2 separate regions of the Homo sapiens genome follow, and region 2 is linked to region 1. A link is a contact called in ENCODE Hi-C or POLR2A ChIA-PET data. All regions are on one chromosome and are shown on one strand. Each heading gives the region's core, a stretch centred on a gene start or an enhancer-like site at or near the end of the contact. The rest is flanking DNA. Distances are from core to core; before and after follow the strand shown.

Evidence for each region. Hi-C counts contacts between places; a loop is a spot of excess contacts on that map. ChIA-PET counts read pairs that join two places held with the same protein, here RNA polymerase II (POLR2A). Pooled maps may share reads with other maps.
Region 2: a pooled map shows a loop between it and region 1 (6-fold over the local background). The contact joins the promoter of TMDD1 here to the enhancer-like site in region 1. A Hi-C loop is called at or near these places in 5 of 50 pooled maps. POLR2A ChIA-PET finds 5 or more read pairs at or near these places in 7 of 52 experiments (A549, CD4-positive, alpha-beta T cell, CD8-positive, alpha-beta T cell and 3 more).

The regions. Positions count from the first base shown.
Region 1 is chr12:51,365,564-51,372,040 of GRCh38, reverse strand. It overlaps GALNT6 (polypeptide N-acetylgalactosaminyltransferase 6), which reads left to right. Exons shown (of 12, transcript NM_007210.4): 5 at 6,462-6,477. Among named protein-coding and RNA genes, the nearest start is that of CELA1, 22 kb to the right of the region's middle. RefSeq lists enhancers at 161-727, 2,566-2,715. Within about 2 kb of position 2,985, at least 7 of the 41 ENCODE cell types and tissues checked have a DNase peak (open chromatin) inside an H3K27ac peak, as active enhancers do; they include CD8-positive, alpha-beta T cell, where a contact is called at or near this core.
Region 2 is chr12:51,811,702-51,818,178 of GRCh38, reverse strand. TMDD1 (transmembrane and death domain 1) reads left to right here and starts at 3,254. Exons shown (of 1, transcript NM_001386737.1): 1 at 3,254-4,258. The coding sequence starts at 3,286. The coding sequence ends at 4,239. It overlaps SCN8A (sodium voltage-gated channel alpha subunit 8), which reads right to left. Exons shown (of 27, transcript NM_001330260.2): 27 at 5,315-6,477. FIGNL2 (fidgetin like 2) reads left to right here. Exons shown (of 2, transcript NM_001384995.1): 2 at 1-280. RefSeq lists an enhancer at 3,055-3,554 and a silencer at 3,663-3,742.

The sequences.
Region 1 (6,477 bases), core at 1,736-4,235:
CCTACCCAGAGGGCTTTCAGACGCTAGAGATACTTTAAGCAACATTCAGTTCAGTGAGGAAAGGAGGAAAAAACCCTCAGATCCATGGTCAGAAATCTCTGCCGTCCACAGTGGGATAAAATTTCCCACACGTTTGACTGTTTGATCAGATTAACCAGCTCTCATTACACACACACACAAACAGGACTGTGTCTCTGCCGAAATACAATGTCCCTGCTCTCTGACCTCCACTCCAGGCACCCAGTAGTAGCCCTATGAGAGTGAGTCTAAGGGCATTTGATACCATGGGGGAGGAGACCGCGTGCTGAGCTGGGGAGCTTTTTCTTCCCCACCTCTGAGTCAGAACCAGGGCACAGACCTCATTCCTGAGTGGCTAGGTCAGCAGCCAGGGTTCCCTCCCTGTCTGGCACACTCCACCAGCTTAACTAAATTAGAGGGAAAAAAAAGAAGAATGCAGGGCAATGGGTTAGTGAGTGAGTAATTAGGGAGCTCTTTTCACCGGAGTAGCCAGGAAAGACTACTCTTAGTACTCCCTGCAAAGGGAGCAGCCAACACAGAGGCCTGAGGCTTGACTTGTTAATGAGGCAGAAAGAAGACAGTGTGGCTTAAACAAAGTAAGCCAGGGAGCAGAAAGAGTGCTGGTGGAGTGGGTGTAAGGAGCCGGGCCCATGGCTCATGCCTGTTAATTCCAGCACTTTGAGAGGCCGAGGCAAGAGAACCCTTGAGGTCAGGAGTTTGGGACCAGCCTGGCCAACATGGAGAAACCCCGTCTCTACTAAAAATACAAAAATTAGCCAGGCATGGTGGTGGGCACCTGTAATCCCAGCTACTCAGGAGGCTGAGGCAGAAGAATTGCTTGAACCCCGGAGGCGGAGGTTGCAGTGAGCTGAGATCACACCATTGCACTCCAGCCTGGGCGACAAGAGCAAAACTCCATCTCAAATAATAATAATAATAATAATAATAATAATAATAATAATAATAATTTTTTAAAAGGCTAGCGGGACCAAATTGTGAGACCTCCGTAAGCCACCGACAGTGTTTGGATTTTTCATGTGTGTATGTAGTAAAAGGCACGACATAAAACGTATCATCTTCACGGTTTCAGTCCACAGTTTATTGATTTTAAATGCATTCACATTATTGTGCAACCATCTCCGGAACTTTTTTTTTTCCCTTTTTTAATAAGATGGGGTCTCACCATGTTGACCAGGCTGGTCTGGAACTCCCAGCCTCCCAAAGTGCTAGGATTACATGCGTGAGTCACCACAACCAGCCAATAACTTATTTTTTGTCATCCCAAACTGAAATTCTGTACCTATTAAACATGAATTCTCCACGCTGTCCTCCCCACAACCCCTGGCAACCACCCTTCTACTTTCTGTCTCTATGAATTTGATTATCATAAGTGGAATCATACAGTATTTGTCCTTTTGTGACTGGCTTATTTCACTTAGCATAATGCCTTCAAGATTCATCCATGTTGTAACATTTGTCAGAATTTACTTTATTTTTTTTGAGATGGAGTTCGTTCTTGTTGCCCATTGGCGCAATCTTGGCTCACCGCAACCTCCACCTCCTGGGTTCAAGTGATTCTCCTGCCTCGGCCTCCCGAGTAGTTGGGATTACAGGCACGTGCTGGCTAATTCTGAATTTTTAGTAGAGACAGGGTTTCTCCGTGTTGGTCAGGCTGGTCTCGAACTCCTGACCTCAGGTGATCCACCCACCTTGGCCTCCCAAAGTGCTGAGATTACAGGCGTGAGCCACCAAACCCGGCCCAGAATTTACTTTTTAAGGCTGAATACTATTCTATTGTATGTATACACCACATTTTGTTTGTCCGTTCATTCGCTGATGGACACTGAGGCTGTTTCTGCCTTTGGCTATCGTGACTAATGCTGCTGTGAACATTGGTGTGCAAATATCCAAGTCTCTGCTTTCAGCTCTTCAGGGTATATGCCCAAAAGTGGAATTGCTGGATCATATGGTAATTCTGTCTTTAGTTTTTTTTAAGGAACCATCATACCTTTCCATAAGGAAACACCATGGATTTGTTTTTAAATACAATTTGAAGCCGCTGTAGTGACATGATCTGATTTATGATTTTTAGAGAGAATTTTACTTCTCACAGTAGCTGCCGTGTCAAGAATAGATTGAGGAGAGTGGTATAGAAGGCAGAAAAGCAGTGACTGTGGGGATGAGAGAGAGAGCTGGCAGTACCTGCAGATGTGCTGATTGTGGAAGGGGACAGCAGGGGGGATTCTAGCATGACTTCCAGGTTAGAGCAGCTGGAGGGATGCTGGCACCGTGTACTGACGTGAGGGAGACTGGGGGGCAGATTTGCAGGGGAAATTCAGAGCCTGTTTTGGGCATATGTTGAATTTTCCATTTTGTTCCACATCCAAGTGAAGATGGCAAGGTCAGGAAGGAATCCCTGGGAGCCATCTGCATGATACTTCAGATCATGGAACTGAGTGCGGTGTCTGTGTTGGCATCCCAGGGGTCTTGTGGACTTGAGTTGTGAGGAGTGAAGCTGGTTGGGGTGGTGGGGTGTTGAACCTAAGTTGGAAGGCTGTCACGGCGGGGACATGAGTGTGTGGCTGGGCTCACCGGTACAGCTATGCTCAGCTCCAGTCTCCTCAGTTCTGGGTCTGTCCAGTAGGTCTGGGGGTGGAACAGGTGGAGTATCACGAGGGGCATTGCTTAGGGGAGTTGTCTCCCCAGAAGGGCTTGAGGCCAGAGGCTGGAAGCCTCTCAGGCTGAGAATCCCTGGGTCTGGCCTCACCAGACTGGAAGGAAGGCGTGGGAGAAGGGCTTTGTAGTGCTCGGGGCCCCCCCTGAGGTTCACAGCTCAGTGCTTCACTGTCTCTCACCACAAAACCCACTTCCTATGATGTTTTGTCCGTGGGTTATCTCCACTACCGTGAACTTCCTGTGCGCAGAGCTGGGCAAGCTCTCGGGGAAACACAGCAGCCATGCTGAGGAGCCTGGGCTTCCTCCCTCCTTCCTGTCAGGGCCAGCACCCGGGGCTGCAGGTGCACTATGAGTCTCAAAGGGCAGGACCCAGACCAGGCCCCTCCCTTCCCAGAACAGCATCTGGCACCTGGCAGCACATTGACAGACATTTGTGGAGTGAGTGCTGGGCTGAGGCTGCTGCATGAGGCTGATTTTGATTCCTGAGGTCCTGGCCCCCAGAGATAAGAGGCCTCATTCCTGGAGTTAAGTAAGATACAGCCCCCTCCTCAGATGACTGCCTGAAGAATCCATTCATAAATGAGCGCCATGTCATAATCACCTCACCTGTCTGTCCAGTAGGATTGAAGAAGGAAAAAGTGGGCGGGGCGTAGTGGCTCACGCCTGTAATTCCAACTCTTTGGGAGGCCGAGGCGGGCAGATCACTTGAGGTCAGGAATTCGAGACCAGCCTGGCCAACATGGTGAAGCCCCATCTTCACAAAAAATACAAAAAATTAGCGGGGCGTGGTGGCAGGTGCCAATAATCTCAGCTACTTGGGAGGCTGAAGCAGGATAATTGCTTGAACCCAGGAGGTGGAGGTTGTGGTGAGTCGAGATTGCACCACTGCACTCCAGCCTGGGCGACAGAGTAAGACTCTGTCTCCAAAAAAAAGAAGAAAAAAAAAAAAAACATGGAAAAAAAAAGAAGGAAAAAGCTGAAATTCCAAATTATAGAGACTTTCCTTCTCCTAGGCGCCACTCTCCAGGACAGTGACTAAAGAACAGCTTCAACAAACCCCTTTCTCTCCCTTTCCCTCCCGGGATCTCACACACAGGGAAATGGCAAGGCCTTGGGTGACTGCGAGAGGAAGCAGAGACCACCTTGAAACTCGGGTGCATTAAGTCCTTGGCCTTCTCATCTTAATCTGCTCCAGAATAAAAAAATTTAAAAAAAAAAGTCCGTGGCCTCACTGGTGGTCAAGAGACCACCTTGAAACTCAGGTGCATTAAGTCCTTGGCCTTCTGATCTTAATCTGCTCCAGAATTAAAAAATTAAAAAAAAAAAAAATTCCATGGCCTCACTTCCCCTGGAGGGAGAAGGTGGGGAGTCCTCACATGCAGACTGGCTAGGATCCTGCTGCTGCCCTTTGTGCTTCTGCCACCCTGGGCTAGTCACTTTGAGTCTTACTTTCCCCATCTATAAACACTGGGGACAATACTCCCTGTTTCATAGAGTTGTTAACTATCATAGAGAAGATTAAATAAAGAAGTCACCATGAAGACACCTACCTCACCCACACCGGCACACACTCCAGCTCAGTGCTGGGTTATTGTGTGCGTGCATTTGTGGGAGATCAATTGCATGCAACCCCCTAAGCTGCTTAATTTCAGGACCTGCCGTTTGTAGAATGCTGCATTCAGAGCAAGGCCCAAGCTCTGGGCTGATCCCACAGTCCAAAAGGAAAAGGACACACAATTGTCACATCTGTCCCCCACATCTGAAACTGCAGGCAACTCCATTCTGCACAGAACAGAACCGTGGCAGAGATAAACCAAAATGGCAGTTAGTAAAACATAGTAAGGTTTGGAATTCGGTATGTTTCAAGATGGACTGCTTCAGAATAGAGCTATTCTTCGTTTGTTTTTTGTTTTGAGACAAGTCTTGCTATGTCACTCAGGTTGGAGTGCAGTGGCATGATCTCAGCTCACTGCAACCTCCACCTCCTGGGTTCAAGCAGTTCTCCTGCCTCAGCCTCCCGAGTAGCTGGGTTTACAGGTGTGCGCCACCACACCTGGCTAATTTTTGTTTGTTTGTTTTTGGTTTTTTTGAGACGGAGTTTCGCTCTTGTTGCCCAGGCTGGAGTGCAATGGTGCAATCTCGGCTCACTGCAACCTCTGCCTCCCAAGTTCAAACGATTCACCTGCCTCAGCCTCCCGAGTAGCTGGGATTACAAGCATGCGTGCCCAGCTAATTTTGTATTTTCAGTAGAGACAGGGTTTCTCCATGTTGGTCAGGCTGGTCTCGAACTCCCAACCTCAGGTGATCCACCTGCCTCCGCCTCCCAAAGTACTGGGATTACAGCCATGAGCCAGCGCGTCTGGCCTAATTTTTGTATTTTTAATAGTGGCAGGGTCTCACCATGTTGGCCAGGCTGGTCTCAAATTCCTTGGCTCAAGTGATCCATCTGCCTTGGCCTCCCAAAGTGCTGGGATTACAGGAGTGAGCCACCGTGCCCAGCCAGAATAGAGCTATTGTTAATGCTCTGAGGATTTCAGACTAAATTACAGGGCCATGAACTAAAACTCTTCTTTGAAAGGAGCTGGAGGTCTCAGTAGAGACATCTTCCCTTCAAAAAGCTTTCCCCGCTCCTCAAATCCAGGAGATTTGGCCCTTCTTTGGGACCCACACCCCAGCACTACCTCTGTTAGATCATGGATCACCTGCCCTGGAATTGCCTGTTTCCTGGTCAGCCTTGCTTCTGGGTGGTTTGTTCCTTAGGACAAATGGTCAAGCCGGCTGGGCTCGCCACTGTGCCTGGTCCGTGGTAGGTGCTTGGTGCAAGTATTTTCTTAATATAATTAAAAAGCTGCTGGGCATGTTTTCACCTTAAAGAATTCTATCTGCAGAGGAGGTTACAAAGGGGATTAGAGTCAGATGTCCTGCTGCTGATCCAGCAAGCAAGGAGTCACCATTTGTGTATGCCCACCCATCGACGTTACCGTGAAGAGCCTGGGAGACAGGGAATCCTAGACACTGGAAAACAACCGTGCAATGGAGCTGTGGAATTGCAGCTCTGGAAGATGGTGGCTGAGAGGGTGGAGAAACTGAGGGAGGCATCTGAGAGCCTCTGTCAGAATTTTGTACTTGGGCCGGGCGTGGTGGCTCATGCCTGTAATCCCAGAACTTTGGGAGGCCAAGGCAGGCGAATCACTTGAGGCCAGGAGTACGAGACCAGCCTGGCCAATATGGTGAAATGCTATCTCTACTAAAAATGTAAAAATGAGCCAGGCATGGTTGCACACACCTGTAGTCCTAGCTACTCAGGAGGCTGAGGCAGGAGAATCACTTGAGCCCAGGAGGTGGAGGTTGCAGTGAGCCAAGATCACGCCATTGCACTCCAGCCTGGGTGACAGAATGAGACTCCATCTCAACAACAACAACAAAAAGTTTGTACTTGATACGTGACCACAGAAACACAACTCTGAGGTGCTGTCCCTGACATTAGAGAGGGTGCCCAGGTGAACAGGCATAGGATCTAGCACCACAGAGCCAGAGCCCTGGTGAGGCAGTTTTGACCACAGACAGGGCTTCTTTCTTCCTCTCCCCATCTTCCCTGTTAACCTCCTTCCCCAGCTCCGGCTTCTGTGGAATGGCTCAGTACAGCAGGTGTTGGGGGTTTAAAATTCAGGCCTGCTAGAGGCCTGAGAGCCCCTAGCTTGGTGCCCACAGGGGATTGGGTATACAGCAAAGTGGTGGACTGGCCACAATGACACTGTCCCTTCCAGAGCACCTAAAGGAGAA
Region 2 (6,477 bases), core at 2,005-4,504, 450 kb before region 1:
CCAGTCCAGCTCTGGTAATGCTGGGGGGAGGCATACCAAAGAATCCAGGGGCAGGGAGTGGGGAGGGTGACTTCCGAGCTGGCCTCTCCCCTTCCTCTACCCAGACTGGGGCTGGGATCCTCTCCTCCCGCTGTAACCATTTCTACCTCATTTTGCTGCGTGTTGTACATGGACGTATTTATCTCCTGTCTGACGATGCTCTGCAGTTGTGGTCTGTCTACCTCAGAAGAGACTGTATTTTAAAAGAAAGTATTACACAGTATTAAAGCGATGACATGTGGTTTGCAGAAGATTTCTCGGGGGCAGTGGGATGTGGGAGTCCTCTGGGAGATGTCTGGACACCTGTGTATGCTGGTGCCCTGGGCGGGGTGTTCCTAATCCCCTAGTAACAAGGAGCAAGGACTCCTGTGACTCACTGTGATACAGTGAGTACCTACAGGAATGGGCACTGAGGCTATGGGGAAGAAGCCATGGGTAAGGGGCCTTCCTGCCGTTCTGAGCTCTGACATTCAGCACTGGGGCAGGCTCATTGTATCCCCAGAGCCACAAAATAGGGGGGCAAGGAAGGGCTCACATGTTTGTTGAATGAGTGAAGAAATGAATGCATGGAGGAAGGGGGTTGCTGAAGAGAGGGAGGAGCCATCCAGAACCTGCAGCAGCCTTCATTGAATAGAGCTAGGGTTATACTTGTATTCCATTCTCAGTGGAGATAAAGTGGATAGAGGGCGGGGTGTGGAGACGGCCAAGTTCCAATGTCTCAGGTGACGTGGTGTCCTTTGTCTACCATCCCCCCATCCATCAGTCCCCTAACTCTATCTGTGACAGCTCATCGTAAACTGGGAGACTGAACAACCTAGGAACACTTGCTGAACAAGCTCTGTAGAGATGTCAGTGAGAGATTTGGACCCACAGCTCCTAGGTCCTTGAATACTCTAGGCAAGATTGCTGAGCATGCGCAAGAGCACAGGGGAGTAGTGCACCCAGGCTCCCTGCTATGGCTCACTGCACACATACAGGAGGCAGCGTGAGCATCAGGGAGACCCTGCAAAGCAAAGAGGACACAAATGTGAGTGTGCCTGGAGGTGGGGGCTCTAAGGCACTGCCCCAGAGTCCATTACCACAAGCCTCTCAGCCCTTGGAGGTCCAGACCCACCTGCCCCCACTCCTCTATTTTGCACCTTACTGTGTGCAGACATTGGGCCTGGCACTGAGGATACAGAAGGGGTCAAGCACAGCTGCTATTCCTGGAGCCCATGTCTAGGTGGGAAAAGCTCAGAAATTGATCATTTAAAAATACAACTGGATAAAGCTGCTGGGGATGGGGGACCACATCAAAGTAGTCTTTATATTCATACACCTAGTGCAATTATCTGGTACATACAAGACATTGAATAGATGTTTCTTGAATAAATCCTCTAATTTCCAGATGAGTGCCCTGGTGGAGGATGCACAGGTTATCTTAAGAATGCCAAGAAATGGCTGGGGGCGCGGTGGCTCACGTCTGTAATCCCAGCACTTTGGGAGGCCAAGGTGGACGGATCACTTGAGGTCAGGAGTTTGAGACCAGCCTGGTCAACATGGTGAAACCTAGTCTCTACTAAAAATACAAAAATTAGCTGGGCATGGTGGTGCACACCTGTAGTCCAAGCTACTTGGGAGGTTGAGGCACGAGAATCACTTGGACCTGGGAGACAGAGGTTGCAGTGAGCCGAGATCATGCCGCTGCACTCCAACTTGGGTGACAGAGGGAGATTCTGATACAAAACAAAACAAAACAAACAAACAATGCCCAGAAAAGATCCTGACTTGTGGTGGTCTTGGTGGGGTGTCAGGAAAACTTCCTACCCAGGAGGGGAGGGGGATAGCTGGGCAAAGTATGGAGGCTGGAAACTGCATCTTACGTGCTGTGCCACGAGTCTTGTTGTGTTACAAGATAGTGAGGGCAGGAATTGGAGGAGTGAGGCTGGAGGAGTCAGCGGGGACCTCACTATGGAGGGCCTTCCATGCCCTGCTAGGAGCTGGGGCTCTATGATGAAGCCTTTGTGGGAGTTTAGGGGGCCGAGGACAGGACTGATTTGCAAGTTAAGAATTCACACAATGGCCCTGCCTTGTGGCTCATGCCTGTAATCCTTGCGCTTTGGGAGGCTGAGGCAGGAGGATCCCTTGAGCCCAGGAGTTCCGAGACCAGCCTGGGCAGCAGCAGGAGACCCTGTCTCTTAAAAAAACAAAAAATTCACACATTGACTCAACAAATCTTTACTGAACACTTATTATGCTCTAGTTGCCATGGGGACAATGTATGGACCTTGCAGTCTAGTTGGCGGAGACAGTAAAAAGGCCGAGCTGCAGTGTGCTGTGGGGCAGATAGGAGGAGTCCCTAATGGGGACACCACTAAGGGGTGTGACTCGGAGTCAGGGAGGGCTTCCCAAAGGCGCCTGACAGCAGGAGGAGTGCAGGCCGCGATCAGAAGGAGAGCCAGAGCCAAGCTTCCTTGGGGGAAATGGAATAAGTGCAGGTAGGCAGGGCCCCAGTGTTGGGGGGCAAGGATGGGGGCTGGAGGACCAGCAAGAGAGGAGGAGGGTCTGGACTTGCACTGGAGTGGGAGAATGGGATGATGGATTCATTTAATAAATACTAAACTTTAGTATTTGGTAGACAAGAGGAGAATTTAGGAATTGAGGCCAGGCATGGTGGCTCATTCCTGTCATCACAGCACTTTGGGAGGTGGTGGCAGAGGCGGAGGCTGGAGCTGGAGACCAGCCTGCGCAACACAGCAAGACCCCTATCTGCACAAAAGAAAATAAAAAAAGAGAATGTAGGAATTGATTGAATATCGAAGTTAATGGAGAGCAAGGGGTCTAGGGCTTTTCGTAAAGGGGAACGGTTGGGGAGTACATGAATTAGAAGAGATGTTGGTAACTTGTTCAGTTTGAGGTATTAGTGGCTATTAGGAGGCCTAGGGCAGGAGCTACAATGTAAAAGCCCAGAATCCTAGCCTCCTGGGGGGCTGAGAACCCCCTTCCTGGGTGTTGCAAGCCCTCTTACCCCAGTTCCTGAGTTTCGTGAGACCCTCCAACAAGTGCCATGTCGGAGTCCCCGTCTCCGTCGCTGGGTGTTGGCAGCCCCCTTGTCCCCAGTCCCCTCCTCCACTAGGCTTCCCGACTGTTCGGAGCCTCCTCCCTCCCACAATCCGCGGGCGTTCGGAACCCCTCCCCCATCACCGGCGCGGAGCCCGTCCACGTCCCCGTCCCCGCACAGTCCTCGGTCCCTGGTTCCCGCCAGGGATGGCGGCGCGGACTCTGGCGAGCGCCTTGGTCCTCACGCTCTGGGTTTGGGCGCTGGCTCCGGCGGGGGCCGTGGACGCTATGGGCCCTCACGCAGCCGTCCGTCTGGCCGAGCTGCTGACCCCGGAGGAGTGCGGCCATTTCCGGTCGCTCCTGGAGGCGCCCGAGCCCGACGTGGAGGCCGAGTTGTCCCGGCTTTCTGAAGACCGGCTGGCGCGGCCTGAGCCGCTCAACACCACGTCGGGGTCTCCGAGCCGGCGGCGGCGGCGAGAGGCGGCCGAGGACCCGGCGGGCAGGGTAGCCGGGCCTGGAGAGGTGTCCGACGGCTGCCGGGAGGCGCTGGCGGCCTGGCTGGCCCCCCAGGCCGCGTCCCTGTCCTGGGACCGCCTGGCTCGGGCCCTGCGGCGCAGCGGCCGCCCGGACGTGGCCAGGGAGCTGGGCAAGAACCTCCACCAGCAGGCGACGCTGCAGCTGCGCAAGTTCGGGCAGCGCTTCCTGCCGCGGCCCGGCGCCGCCGCCCGCGTGCCCTTTGCCCCGGCCCCGCGCCCCCGGCGCGCCGCGGTCCCCGCGCCGGACTGGGACGCCCTGCAGCTGATCGTGGAGCGCCTGCCGCAGCCCCTGTACGAGCGGAGCCCCATGGGTTGGGCGGGGCCGCTGGCGCTCGGCCTCCTCACCGGCTTCGTGGGGGCGCTGGGCACCGGGGCGCTGGTCGTCCTGCTCACGCTATGGATCACTGGCGGCGACGGCGACCGGGCGTCGCCCGGCAGCCCCGGCCCGCTCGCCACAGTGCAGGGCTGGTGGGAAACAAAGCTGCTCCTTCCTAAAGAGCGGCGCGCGCCCCCGGGGGCCTGGGCTGCAGATGGGCCAGATTCTCCCTCACCTCACAGTGCCCTTGCCCTCAGCTGTAAAATGGGAGCACAGTCTTGGGGCAGTGGTGCTTTGGACGGTTTATAAACGTTAAGAAATACCGAAAGAGCAGAGAGTTTGTTAATCCGTTGGAAAGGAGCAGCAAAGCCCGTGGGACTGCCGGTGGAAGAGGGGCTCAGGTACCAGGCTCCCAGGGTGGCAGGTGCACCGCCCAATTCTTGTCAGCTTAGCTTTTTTTTTTTTTTTTAAGAAGGAGCCTCGCTCTGTTGCCCAGGCTGGAGGGCAGTGGTGCGATCTCTGCTCACTGCAACCTCTGCCTCCGGGGTTCAAGGATTCAAGCGATTCTCCTGCCTCAGCCTCCCGAGTAGCTGGGACTACAGGTGTGCGCAGCCACGCCCCGCTAATTTTTGTGTTTTTAGTAGAGACGGGGTTTCGCCTTGTTGGCCAAGTTGGTCTCCAACTCCTGGGCTCAAGTGATCCGCCTGCCTGGGCCTCCCAGAGTGCTGGGATTACAGGCGTGAGCCACTGCGCCAGGCAGATTCCTTCTTATCTTGCAATTATTCTTCCACGAAGAGTTACCACTTATTGCGCACTGTGTGCCAGGCCTCATGCTAACTAGTTACATACATTATTTGATGTACTCTTCAAAACTCAAGGAGGAAGGTATTGTCTCCATCACACATGCGGAAACTCGGCCACAGCTAGTTAGTGGCATAGTCACGTTCTCGAACCTACGGCCGTCTGACCTGAAAGTTTGAGCTCCAGAAGGAAAGGTGTGTGCGCAATAAGGGGCTTGAAAAACGTGATGGGGACCAGAACAAGATGTGCAGCTCCCCCTCGGGGCTACTCTGGGGCTCTGCTGGAGTGTGCAGAGGCAGCACCACTAGAGAGGGGTGTGCCCACGTGCAGGGCGCCGCCTCCAAGGTGCTGCCCCCCGCCAGGCAAGGCCTCCTGACATGCTGAGTGGAGTCCCAAACCTTTCCCACACACCTGGGAGTGGCTAGGGCACTGCCTGCCCAGCTAAGGGGCTGAGCCGCGGTGAGCCCTTACGCAGACTTCTGTCCCCGCCACGGGACAGAGTGGGGTCCTGCGAGGTGGTGGTGCCTGTCCACCTTGGGCTTCAGTGTGAGGGCAATGACAGAATGACAGGCCAGTCCAAGAGGAGAGTTGAAAACAAGATTGACGTAACCCTTTATTGCAAATTCTAAAGTAAAAAGATGTACAGTACAAAGTAAAATTGAAATTTCATACTATAAACTTCCAATCCACTTACACATTCTCATTTCTCAAGCATTTCTGCCATTTCCGCATAAACAGAACAGGGAACAAGTCGAGGAGGTGAGGGAAGGAGATACAGCAAGGGGAAAAAATTGTCTTGAATAATCACAAACCCCAGAAGCAAGTGAAAGGAAAGACATTTTCTCGACCTGCTGTCCTGGTGATGAGAAGCGGGGGTGGTTGGAGCAGTGCAGTTTAAAATGGCTCTCAGAATAGCAGCATTTATGGTACCATTTCAGCTTCCTTAAGTCCAATAATACTTTGCCCTTCCCTAGCGCCTTTGCCTCTGTATCTCAAAACGCTTTACAAAACATTTAGTTAAAGCCTCACAACACCCCTGTGAGGTAGGTCAGTATTATTATCCCCATTTTACAGATGGGGAAACTGAGGCACAGAGAGGTTAAGTGACTTGCCCAAGGCCACACAGCGAGCCAGCGGTCAAGCTAGGGACAGAACACAGTTCTGTCCCTTTTCTGGAACCACTGGACCACACTCCCCTTTACCTATATACATTCTTCACACACACACACACACACCACATGTGCACACCCACCCACCCCACCCCACTTAGCCTCTATGTACAGCAAACAGCAGTGGGGGGCAGGGGCAGGGGGTGCCTCAGGAGTTTTAATGGAGGAAATCTTGGTAATCTTGGAAAGGGAATCCAAGAAAGCACAGAGCTGAACAATGGAAACTCTGTTGCAAAACTTGGGCCCCTCCCAACCCAGACTTCCTCTTCTCTCCTGATGTCCCCCTGGCTGGCAAGTTGCAGCCAATTCTTTAGGGGGTGGGGAGTACCTGAAAATGAACGAAGCTTTTTGCTAAACTGTGGGCAACATCTGAGAAAAGAAAGAGGCATCATTACAGAAGATGCCCAGGACTCAAGTCACAAAGTCATGACCCATGGCGATCTCACCTCCACAGCAGGCCTGGAGGCTGGGGGCCGAGGGGAGGAGGATGGGGACTGACCTACCAGCCATCTCGCTCCAGAGTGGAGCTACTGGAGCGGACTAGAGTGGGCACTTCGAGATCCTCCTGAGAGAGTGT